2 separate regions of the Homo sapiens genome follow, and region 1 is linked to region 2. The links are chromatin contacts, found by Hi-C or POLR2A ChIA-PET in ENCODE. All regions are on one chromosome and are shown on one strand. Each heading gives the region's core, a stretch centred on a gene start or an enhancer-like site at or near the end of the contact. The rest is flanking DNA. Distances are from core to core; before and after follow the strand shown.

What was found. Hi-C counts contacts between places; a loop is a spot of excess contacts on that map. ChIA-PET counts read pairs that join two places held with the same protein, here RNA polymerase II (POLR2A).
Region 1: a map of PC-9 shows a loop between it and region 2 (5-fold over the local background). The contact joins the promoter of LAMB3 here to the enhancer-like site in region 2. A Hi-C loop is called at or near these places in 1 of 168 maps with a recorded cell type or tissue (PC-9). POLR2A ChIA-PET finds 5 or more read pairs at or near these places in 2 of 52 experiments (MCF 10A and PC-9).

The regions. Positions count from the first base shown.
Region 1 is chr1:209,651,175-209,656,618 of GRCh38, reverse strand. LAMB3 (laminin subunit beta 3) reads left to right here and starts at 4,194. Exons shown (of 23, transcript NM_000228.3): 1 at 4,194-4,250. RefSeq lists an enhancer at 3,493-4,692.
Region 2 is chr1:209,359,969-209,365,355 of GRCh38, reverse strand. No RefSeq gene overlaps it. Among named protein-coding and RNA genes, the nearest start is that of LINC01698, 9.4 kb to the left of the region's middle. Within about 2 kb of position 2,088, at least 5 of the 41 ENCODE cell types and tissues checked have a DNase peak (open chromatin) inside an H3K27ac peak, as active enhancers do; they include PC-9, where a contact is called at or near this core.

The sequences.
Region 1 (5,444 bases), core at 2,945-5,444, 290 kb before region 2:
CCAGGGTGCACTCTGGGAGTTCAGGTGATATGGCCCATCTTTGGCCCTGTGTAATGGTTAAGAATATGCGTGCTGGAGCAAAATGGCATGGGCTCAAATCCCCAGTTACTAGCCAAGGCCAAGTTATCGAAAATGTGCCTCATTTTCCTTGTCTGCAAGATAAAGATAATTGTCTATCCCCACAGAGTTGTGGTGGGTATTAAGTGAGTGGATACATGCAAAGGGCTCAGAACAGTGCCTGGGCACAGCAAGCACTCAGCAGATATCAGCTGTAGTGATTTTAGGCCGATTGCCTGATTGCTCCCAGTCCTCGGGCTCAAGCTGCATGCACAGTTGTCCACTGGGTAAACATTCAGGTTGGATAGGTGAGGGTGGGGAGAGGAGAAGGGCTATGGAAGAGTCACTCATGACAGGCGACTTCTGTCCTGCTTAGCCTCCCCTCTCCTGAGGCTGGGCTCCTATCTGTGCCTCCGTAACACACCAGGCCCACTTTCTCTCCCTGGTTCCTGGGGAGGCACAGAGAAGAGTGTGACCAGTTGTCTGGACAGCTGAGCAGTTGTGTTGTAGTGCAGGGCAACGCAAGCTTTAGTCACATGGCAAATCCCCAGGGCCGTTCCTGGAGTCCACCCTGTCCCACAGACGAGGACTCAGCCATGATTCACTGTATTCAGGTGTGGCCTGAGCTTGAGTCACCTGGTGCCCCTTCCTCCAACACCTGAGAGTCACAGCCTGGACCAGGTTCTCCTATGCCCCCTGAACCTCTTCTCTCTCCTTTTCTTCCTCCTTTTCTCCTTCCTTTGTTCCCTATCCCTTGATCTCTGATTGATCAGATCTTGGCTGATCTCCCTAGCGACTTGGACGGTTTGAGCCTGACAGATGGATAATAGACACAGTAGCTTATAATGCCACCCCCACACCCTGTCAGAGACATTGCCAGGAATGACTGAGAAGCAGGCAAAGAAGGAGACTGCCTCTGTCAATATGGTGACATTTCTGTAATTGGAGATAGGTGCCTCAAAAAAGACCTCCGCACTCTGGCTGATACAGGAATTTCCACTATTAGTAATCCATCCCAGTGCCCAAAGCCTGGATTGTCCCCTCTGAGAATGCAACTACACATCAACGGCACAGGGGATGCATTGAACTGTATCAATTGTTTGTACTTTAGTGTGGATCCATTCATTCCACAAGTATTGAGCACCTACTATGTGCCAGGCACTTGGAAAACAGTAGTGAATAAGATAGAAATCTCTGCCTTCTTGGATATTACATTCTAGTTGGGAAGAGACAGAAAATAAACATAAGCAGATAAATTATATAGTTGGTTAGAAGCTGGTACATGATGCCCCCCTACCAAATAAGTAAATAAATAACTCACCAAAATATAGGGTAGGTGGGGTTAGGAGTGTTAGGATGGGGGACAGGGATGGGGCAGGGAAGTTGGCTGTAATTTTAATAGTGTGTTTAGGATAGGCCTCATTGAGAAGTTAGGATCTGAACAAAGACTTTGAAAGAGGTCAGAGAGTTAGCTTTGTAGATATCCAGGGGCAAGACCGTTCCAGGCAGCAGAAGCAGCTGGAGCCAAAGCCCTAAGCCTGAGCTAAGACAGGGATAGAGGCCATTGTAGTAGAGGTGAAGAGTAATGGGAGGAAGGTGGTGTAGGGTCCCCTAGACTCTGAAAAAGCTCTGGCCTTGGCCCTGAGTGGGATAGGGGCATGTGAAGATTCTGAGCTCGGGGTGCATAACCTGCTGTGTTGGGACTTGACTGTATATCAGTGAGGAGGCTGTTGCAGACGTCCCAGGAAAAGAGGCTCAGGCCAGGAGGGAAGAAGTAGATTCTGATTATTATTGGAAGGCAGAGCTGACCGAATTTGCTGATGGAGTGATGAGGTTTGAAAGATACTGAAGTCTGGGATGACTTCACTAGCCACTTTCCTGAGCACACATTCTAATAAGTCAAGGCTCTAGGGCAGATAAGTGCTCTGTTGTAGGAGGATGGGCGCAGGGAGAGAGGAAAGGTGTGCACACAGGGGAGGCTGAGGGGCTCCAGCCACAGTACCACACCCCTTTAATCTTAGCTGGACCCTGATCTGGCCTCAGGCTCTATTTTAGGCTACTTGACTGAACAAATTGGGTTCTGAAGCTCCAGAGCTTGTGCCTGGAGCCCTGGAGTTCTTGGGGGACTGGATCCCCACTTGGAAATGATCAGTGTCCCTCAGGAGTGAGGCTGGCTGGGCTGCTCTTGGGGGTCTGCATAAACAGCTTCCTGGACTTTGCCGGGAGTGTAGGGGAGAGCCAAGCACAGCAATTGGCATGTCCCTCCTGCGAAGCCAAACCACTCCAGGACCTGCCCAAGCCTGTGAAGTCTGAGACACCGAATGTGTATTTACCTGGGCTCATGGCCTCAGATAAAGGGAGGAGGAGGAGGATTTAAGGGGCCCCAGCTACTCATGGTGAGGCCCACCGCACACCTGCCCTGCCTTTTCTCCTCTGAGGATCTGGGATTGCAACACCTGCTCTCTTCTGCTGAGTTAATTATTAATGAGTTCTTTGTCACATCCTCTGGTGATGGGCAGAGGGCGAAAGTTTCATGAGCGCTCTGAGTTCAGGGAGTTGGGGAAGTGGAGAGAAAGAGACCACCAGGTGGGAGAACTGAAAACACAGGTGTGTCAGAGTCAGAGCTGACCTTTCTCGGTGGGGGACTTGAGGGAGGTCTCTCTGTGTTGAAGGGACACTGCTTCTACTGACCTTACTTGCTGAGTTGAGCTAGATTTCACTGGAATGCTTACAGGGGGCAAGACTCTAACATTTATTGGACTATCAATTATGCATCAACTTACATCAACAACTCACTGCCCACTTGCTAATTACACTATTTCTTCTGCCTACCTGAACTTATGCTTAATTCGAATCTGAGGGTTAGAAATGCCCAATTTAATCCACAAAATTCTACATTTCCCCCTTAAGGGTCTTCAAGCCAATTTCTTGGACATAACCCTCCAATGGTGGAGAACTTTCTGTTTAGGAGACACTAACAAAGTGGAATCGTAGTTAAGAAGCTCCTTTAAATAGTAGCTTTGAGGTCCTAGCATTCCAAAACGGTGCCAGTGCAGGCTCTCCAGGGCCAAGATATGGACTGGCTGACCCTCCAGGTTTCCCTAAAAGCTCTCTGACCCTAACCTGGGGGAAAGAGTGTCCTGTGAGACCAGCCTCTCAATTTGGACCTGCCACTTCCATTTACAGTGGCTGGAAGCCCAGGATCCCTGAGCAAGGAGCCCACAAAAGAAGCTGTGTTCTCAGGCCTGGCAGGAGGCCAGGGAAAGTCTGTTTTGACTTTGTCAGTCAAGCTATGCTTCAGCCTTTCCTTCCACCACTTGTGGTCAGGTCTGTTTTCTGGCCCTCCAGGCGGGCATTCCTGCCTAGGGAGGGAGGGGCTAGGAGACTAACCCTCCCCACAGGTGGGAGGAGTGACTCACAGGCAGCTACCTGTCCCAGGGCTCCCTGCCAACCCTGTGGAGGGAGCTGGAGGCGAGCCATTTAGTTACTCTGCTCATTTCTCTTAAGCTTTCCTTGGATGAGTTGAGCTTTGAATCCTTCCTGATGAACCTTGCCTTTTAAGGATCCTCCAAATGCCCCAAGAAGCTGGGATTTTTCATTTTTTTTTTCACTGGGGAGGGGAATGGTGCTTTCCAGGGTCCTGGATGTTTGAGTCTTCTCACCTTCCAGCCCGGTGATATGTCTGGAGCTTTAACTCTCTATATAAGCCCTAATCTTTGTGTTCTCTGCCTGATCTTCTGTCTGGGGTGGTCCAGGTCACAAGAAGAAGCTGACCCCTGCTGGCTTTGGGAAAATGCTGAGTTCATTGCCTGGCACAAATGCAAGGGCCCTTCCCCACCCTGTGAATTCTGGTCTCTGATGATCACTTACATGTGCCTTGTGCTTTCTGTTTGAGGGGCCCCTTGCAGCCCCCACAGGCAGGTGGGCATTGTGGAGCTCACTACAAGAACTCTGGGACGGACCGACCAACCCACTTGCCCAGTCCCGTCCTGGGAGGTGGGGGTGCAGTGACGACAGATGGGTGTGACGGCTGCCAGATTCCTGAGACCCGCCCTGCGGTGGGGCTACACCCAGCCAGGGAGTCTCCAGAGGTGAGGCTGTTGTTTAAAAACCTGGAGCCGGGAGGGGAGACCCCCACATTCAAGAGGAGCTTTCAGGCGATCTGGAGAAAGAACGGCAGAACACACAGCAAGGTATGTTACCTGTCTTTACCTGCCTGGTGCGGGCCGGATGCGGGAGGAGGACTGTATCTCTGGATGCCTGGGGCCTGGTTTCAGGGCCTGATTTATTCCTCTTCCTGGGAGCTCACTCAGGTGAGCTAGGTTAAAATGTCTGCTACAGTTTTGATTTCTTTTTCACATTTGATAAGCACCTCAGTGGCTTAGAAGAAAGCAGGTTCAGATCCGGGGTTGAGCACAAAAGAGAAGTGAGAAGGGTGGGCTGGCCTGGCTCAGAATGCCTACTTGCAGGGGGATTTTCAGTCAGGGGTGGGAAAGCTGAGAAAGCACTGGATGAAAGTCAGAAGATGGGTCTCTCTTAGGCCATCGTTAGCTGTGGGACCCCAGGCCACATGTTCCCTCCCTGGGCCCATGACTCTTTTAGGAGAGGGATTGGAAGGAATGATTTTGAAGCATTAGGATCTATAATTTAAAGATGCCAGAAATGTCCTCAATTTCCCCCCCCGCCCCTGCCTTGCCAAGCCCCCAGCCCTCCACCCCAGCCAAAAGAGTTTGTGGCTGTCATTGGAACAGAGTGAACATCCAATTCAAGGCAGAAGGGTCACTGCATGAGCAAGGGTGGGGCATGTTTCCACAAGGCAGGCCTGCCTCTGGGACCCCACGGTGGCTTTCGAGCATCCTTCCCCAGCCTCCTTCAGAATCCCTGCTTTGTGGCCTCCCAGCCCCACCCCTCTTGTCGAGCCCCAGCCCATCATTGAAGACATTTTGGGTTGCTTCCCTTTCAGAAGAAACCCTCACTCACTTGTTAAAGACAGCCATACATCTCTCCCTGTTGCATCCCAGAATTGTGGGCACAGAGCCTCAAACTCAAAGTGGCCCTGAATGGTATTGGAGGCCATGCCCGTGACAGGAGAAGGTTTGCCTCCAGGCCGTCAGCCACTCTGACTCATTCACTTTGGGCGGGGCTGGGTTGAGGCTGCTGGTCTAGGCCCTGAGAAAAGCCAGCCCTCTCTCTTGGGGCTGGAACTAGGTCTTGGCCCTTTCTACAGCTTTTCTCCTGCAAAGGGTCCAGCCTTTTCCTGCTCCCCACGTTGTCCTTACGGCTGTGTGGGGTAGGGCAGGGTCCACACTCCTTCCCATCCATTTTAGAGGAGGAAGCTGGAGTCTGGGAAGGGATGGGATTTTCCCAGGGCACCCTGTGAGTCACAT
Region 2 (5,387 bases), core at 839-3,338:
GCTTGAAGCATTATAGGCCTTCAATAAGCACTTACTGAATTAGTGAAAAATTTTATTTGCCATCTACAGGTCTCAGGGTTTGGAAAACGAGTGTAGGTTGTGGTTGGAGAGTGGGGAAGGTGTCGAGGGGGCTTGTTCTTTTCCTGAACCCTGCTTTATTCTTTACACTGTAGTCAAAGTGGTTATCAGGCCCCTCAAAGGAAAGGAGGTAATTCTTAAGATGTGAAGGTGCAGGCACAGAAGAAAGGTTAAGGAAGGAGGGCCACCAGGCCTTTGTGCATTATCAGTTCCCACTTTAAGGAGCCTTTCAACAAAATGTCTCTGCAGCTCAGGTAAGCAGGGAGTTAAGGTCTGAGGAGAATGGAATTTTCCTTGTGGTCGTACAGACTTGTTTTAACCACAGGAATGAACACAAGATTCAACTTGTCCCCTCAGCTATTGTCTGGAACTCCTTTCCCTCCAGCCACCGGCAGCTGAGGTTTTAATGTGACATTTTTCTAAGTATTAGGATTGCTCTCTGGCCTTCTCTTTATAGCTTTTTTGCTTCCCTCCTCCCAGGCTCTCACCTCCCTATCCTTCAAATGCTTTCCAATAAGCAAGTGCTCTCCTCCTGTCTACCAGGCAGGGGAAGACATATGCGTTTATTTATTCTTTTTAAAAAGGTGTGTCTCCTCTCCTTCCTGAACCTTCATCCTGCAACTCCCCCTTGAAACCACAAAGTATTACCCTTACCCATTCCCAAATCCCAAAGCCTGGTGCAAAGATACCTGAAGGATGATAAGCTAACTTCATACGCTGTTTGAGCCATCCTAGCAAGGGTTTCAACAGCCTTATCAACACAACCAAAAATATGGGCATATTTTCTCTCAATTAGTTATTGGGCCCAAGCATAAAAGACCTTTTGAGCCTTAGTCAGAGGTCTTATTTTGTGAATTTTTGCTTTAGATTTTCTGGTCTCTGTGTGGCTTTCTCTAAGGTCTCTAACCAATCCCAGCCCATCTTCATCCATTTATCTTTAATGTAGAGGAGCTCAGAAAAAGTTACCCCCAAATTGATTGACAAATTGGGGTGGGAGGAGGTGATGGATTATTTTACGGATCCTCTCCCTTGATTGCCTTGATATTCCCGCTGCATTTTTGTCACCTTACTGCCTGGTTTCTGAGTTCTCTCTGTGTCCGAGGACGACAAATGGCAGTAGAAAGTCAGCATGCCTTGGAAACTCAAGCAACCCGAAGGCTCAGTGCTCACTTCTCCCTGCCAATATTGCAATGGAAAAGCCTTCCTGCAGACAATTTTTAAAATTTTCTTTTAAAGCAGCATTAGAGAGATTGAAACAGATTTCTTTCCAAGGCGTTACCCTTTGATGAGGTACAAAAAAGGTTAAACAAAAAGCCAAACTTTGGTTTCAAATGTAAGACACCTTTATTCTAATTATAATCATAATGATCTAATGTGTTTGGGATTTAATTATTTGGAATTAGAATAAAAAAAGACATCCTGTAATTACCATTGAACTCATCTTGAGGCATAAATCTAATAATTAAACACTTTCAGATTGTATTCAGTGAGTAATTAAAATAGAAAAAAAATACTGTGGATTCCTTTCTACCTCTGTAAGGAAGTTTCTCAAATTATCAATGGATTTCAGTGACAATATCTAGAAATTATTGTGTATAAAATATAATTATTAACAAAATTATAATTTCAGTTATTTACAGTCTTTTCCCTTGGCAGTCAGGATGTTTGAGCAGGTGAGAATTGACAGAGTTAGGAGTTGGATCTGAATGAAAAATATTTCCTTCCTGAAAGATAGCTCCCTGAACTCAAGTTTCATTTTTATTGTCAGCAAGGAAAGAGAAGTAGGTACTGTGCAATTTTTATGAGAACTGAGTTCTGTTCTCTGATCAGTTTTTGGCAAAAAATAGCAGCCCATATGCTTTCCCCTTTTGGAAGTGGAACATGGGAGTGAGGTTTGGCAGGAGCAGATGCTGTAGCATTCAAGGGAAAGGTCTTGGGAGACAGCGCGCTTCAGGGAATTTAGCTTTGTTCATGGGACTAGGCCCCAAATGTCAACAAACCCGATTCATCAGCTTGGGGTGGGGAAGGGGAGGAGCTGGCCGGTGTGGGGACAGTGTATGCTCAGGTGGCATATTCTCTTGGAGCTGAGGTGTACTCCTGCTGCTTCTTGCTCACCCCCATAGGGAACAGAAGTCAGGGTATTGGCATTGTTAGGCAGGCAGATCAGAAAGAGGAAAGGAATGAGGGCTTGGGCCAGTCTCATTCATCAGCTGCATGGTTTATCTAACCGAGTTTGAGTGGGTCAAGTTGTTTCTCCCCAGATATGCAAACCCCTTTGACATTCTACGACCATTAAGCCCTGCTGTAAAATGCTGCTTCCCTGGGAATAAGCAGTCCATTCAATTAAAAAGCACCACAGATGAATGCTACCTGAGAAGTCAGATTCACAGACAGAAATTTAGACTAGGTCCATGGTGAGGAGGGAGTTATCAATGGAGGTGGGAGAGTGCCTATCAATAACAGCAATAATAGTAATAGCAAAAGCTCCTAGGCACTTTACTCATGCCTTCCTCATTTAACCTTCACACTGATCCTGTAAGGTGAGTGTTATCTCTGTTCTGAAGAAGAGGTAACGAAGACCCAGGAGGTTGAGCACTTAGTCCAAAGCCACAAGTGCTATTAAGGCAGAGGCCAGATTTGCTACTCACCACTGCAGTACATAGCAAGATTCTCATATAGGGTATTTCTGGGATCACACATAGGGCTTTAAAAAATAAAGATTTTGGCCGGACACAGTGGCTCATGCCTGTAATCCCAATACTTTGGGAGGGCGAGGTGGGTGGATCACCTGAGGAGTTCAAGACCAGCCTGACCACGTGGTGAAAGCCCGTCTTTACTAAAAATAAACACACACACACACACACACACACACACACAATTAGCCAGGCATCTTGTTGGGCATCTGTAATCCCAGCTACTTGGGAGGCTGAGGCAGGAGAATCGCTTGAACCCAGGAGGGGGAGGTTGCAATGAGCTGAGATCACACCACTGTACTCCAGCCTAGGCAACAGAGCCAGACTCTGTCTCAAAATAAATAAATAAATAAAAACAAAGATTTTGCATCTTATCCCAAAGATACTGGGGACTCATTAAAGGCAGTGTGACAAAGAAGTTAGAATTTGATTTTTGGAGCCACACAACCTGGATTGGTTTATTACCTGTTAAACCTTAGCTAATCATTAAACCTCCCTGAATCTGAATTCTCATCTGTGGAATGGGTATAATTAATGCACTGGCATCATGTGGTTATGGGAAAGAGGTCATATCCATACTTTGGGTGATGCCTGGCACCCAGTACATGCTCAATAAATTCAAACTATTAATAATTACTTTATGTTAGTATTGTGTTACACCTTGAAGAATAATGGTAATGTAAATAAATGAAGTGAACCTCATAGAATGAAGGAAAAATAGCAGATGAAGGAAAAATATCACAAGCAGATATGGATGTGATATTGCGTTATCCTGGTCTTGCTTCCTTTTCTTGCTCCCTAAACTGTAGAAATTACTTAAGATTCTGTCACTGGTCTTCTTTTATATTTTGGATATCTCATCCATCCACATAATTCCCACTGACTAATTTATGTGAATAAACTCCAAAGTTTTATCTTGTGAGCCAACCATTTTCCTAACCTCTACTGCTTCTAATTCCCACTGGATTGTTTCTTCTCCTGGGATCTCCATCCCAGCATGTCAAACGGTGGTTCTCTAAGGGTTGATTTTTCTTTAACGCCCCCACCATGCCACCATACTCCAAGTTCTCTTTAACACCTCCATCCATTTCCTCACATCCAGTCAAGTTGTAATTTGGGTAATTTGTTGTAATTTTATTGGCTCCAGAATTAAGTCTGTTTTTGTTTTGTTTTGTTTTTTCAAAATGGATGATTGTATTTCCTTCTTACCTGGTTAGTGAATACCCTCTAAACTTTATTCAATCACTAAGTTGATCTTTCTCAAAATAATTCTAATGATATCAGTTTATGCTTAGAGATCTTTAGTTTCTGAAGCTTTAAAATTTAAAAACAAAATTCTATTTTGTTAACAGTTCTGCTGAAACCTATTTCCTTTTCTCTGGACAGAGTCTGATTTTTGCTTCTTTACTTTTGGCTTACAGAGTTCCCTCAATCAACCCTGTCCTTCCCAGAAGCTTTACCTGGTAGACTTTACCCCTTAAGAGGCTTAACGCTCCCGCTTCCATTAACTTTTCCTGATCACTCCAGGTTGACAAGACCTCTTTTTTTTCTGTACTGCTGAAGCATTTTGTGTCCCTTTTCTGATAGTGTTATTGTCTTGTGCTATGGTTTTAACCAGTTAATATAAGCACATGGAAGTCAGAGACCTTCTCTTACTCATCTCATGCATTATCTCAATTAATTCACAAAGCAACACCCTTCTGTAAGGTAGTGTCTTTTCATCTTCTAGATGTAGAAGCTGAAGCTCAAAGCTATTAAGTCAATATCCCCCAAATTCTAATTGTACCAAGGATTAGGTGGAATAATCAGTTTAAACCCAAGTTCATTTGCTTCCAAAGCCACTAAACAATACTGGTATAAGTGGGCTTGAGAGGAGGAAGATGGAGAAGAGATGGAAAGGTTGGAGAAATGTTGAGTAAGGCTTTAAGTTAGAGGCAGATATTGAGTTGGAGCTTGAAAATTATGATCTCATGGAGTAGGTGCATAGGAAGGCATGCTGGGCAGAGGGAACGGCATAAACAAAGGTGTAGAAGCAGGCCTTCGATAACCACCTGTTGGGAAAATGAACTAAAGAGCAGGTCCACTTTCCTACTTAATGAGGGATGTCCTTGGTAATGGGGCTTGGTCCCCAGTGGATTCTTTACTCCCACATTTGCAGACCCAGGCAGGGAGGAAGTTAATTCTGTATATAATTCTTCTATTCAATGGAAAGTTCTGGGACTCAGACTTTTAGGAAAATAGAAGTACTTTCATTTCTAAATCTAGGTTTTTGCAGTGCGGCAAAACCTGTTTGGTAAGCAGGGTCCCCTCCATGCCAGCCTGGTTTTCCTTCACCAGCCCAGACTCAGCAGAAAACACGTGCAGAGTAAGTCCACAGCTACCCCTCCAGGTGAGACAAGAACAAAGAAATGTCTCCCCCCGAGCAGTGGGCAGTAGTCCACAGGTCATTTGCAGTTACTTCTTTAAGTTCTACTTTCCTAAACCCTTCACTCCCCCGATCCCTATTGGCCTTAGCCTAGAGCGGCACAGCCAGAGCCAAGAACTCCATGGGCCTGGACCTCATCTCATAGAATCTCTGCCCACACCTCAGTGATCCAAAGAGCTGGGGAAATAAAT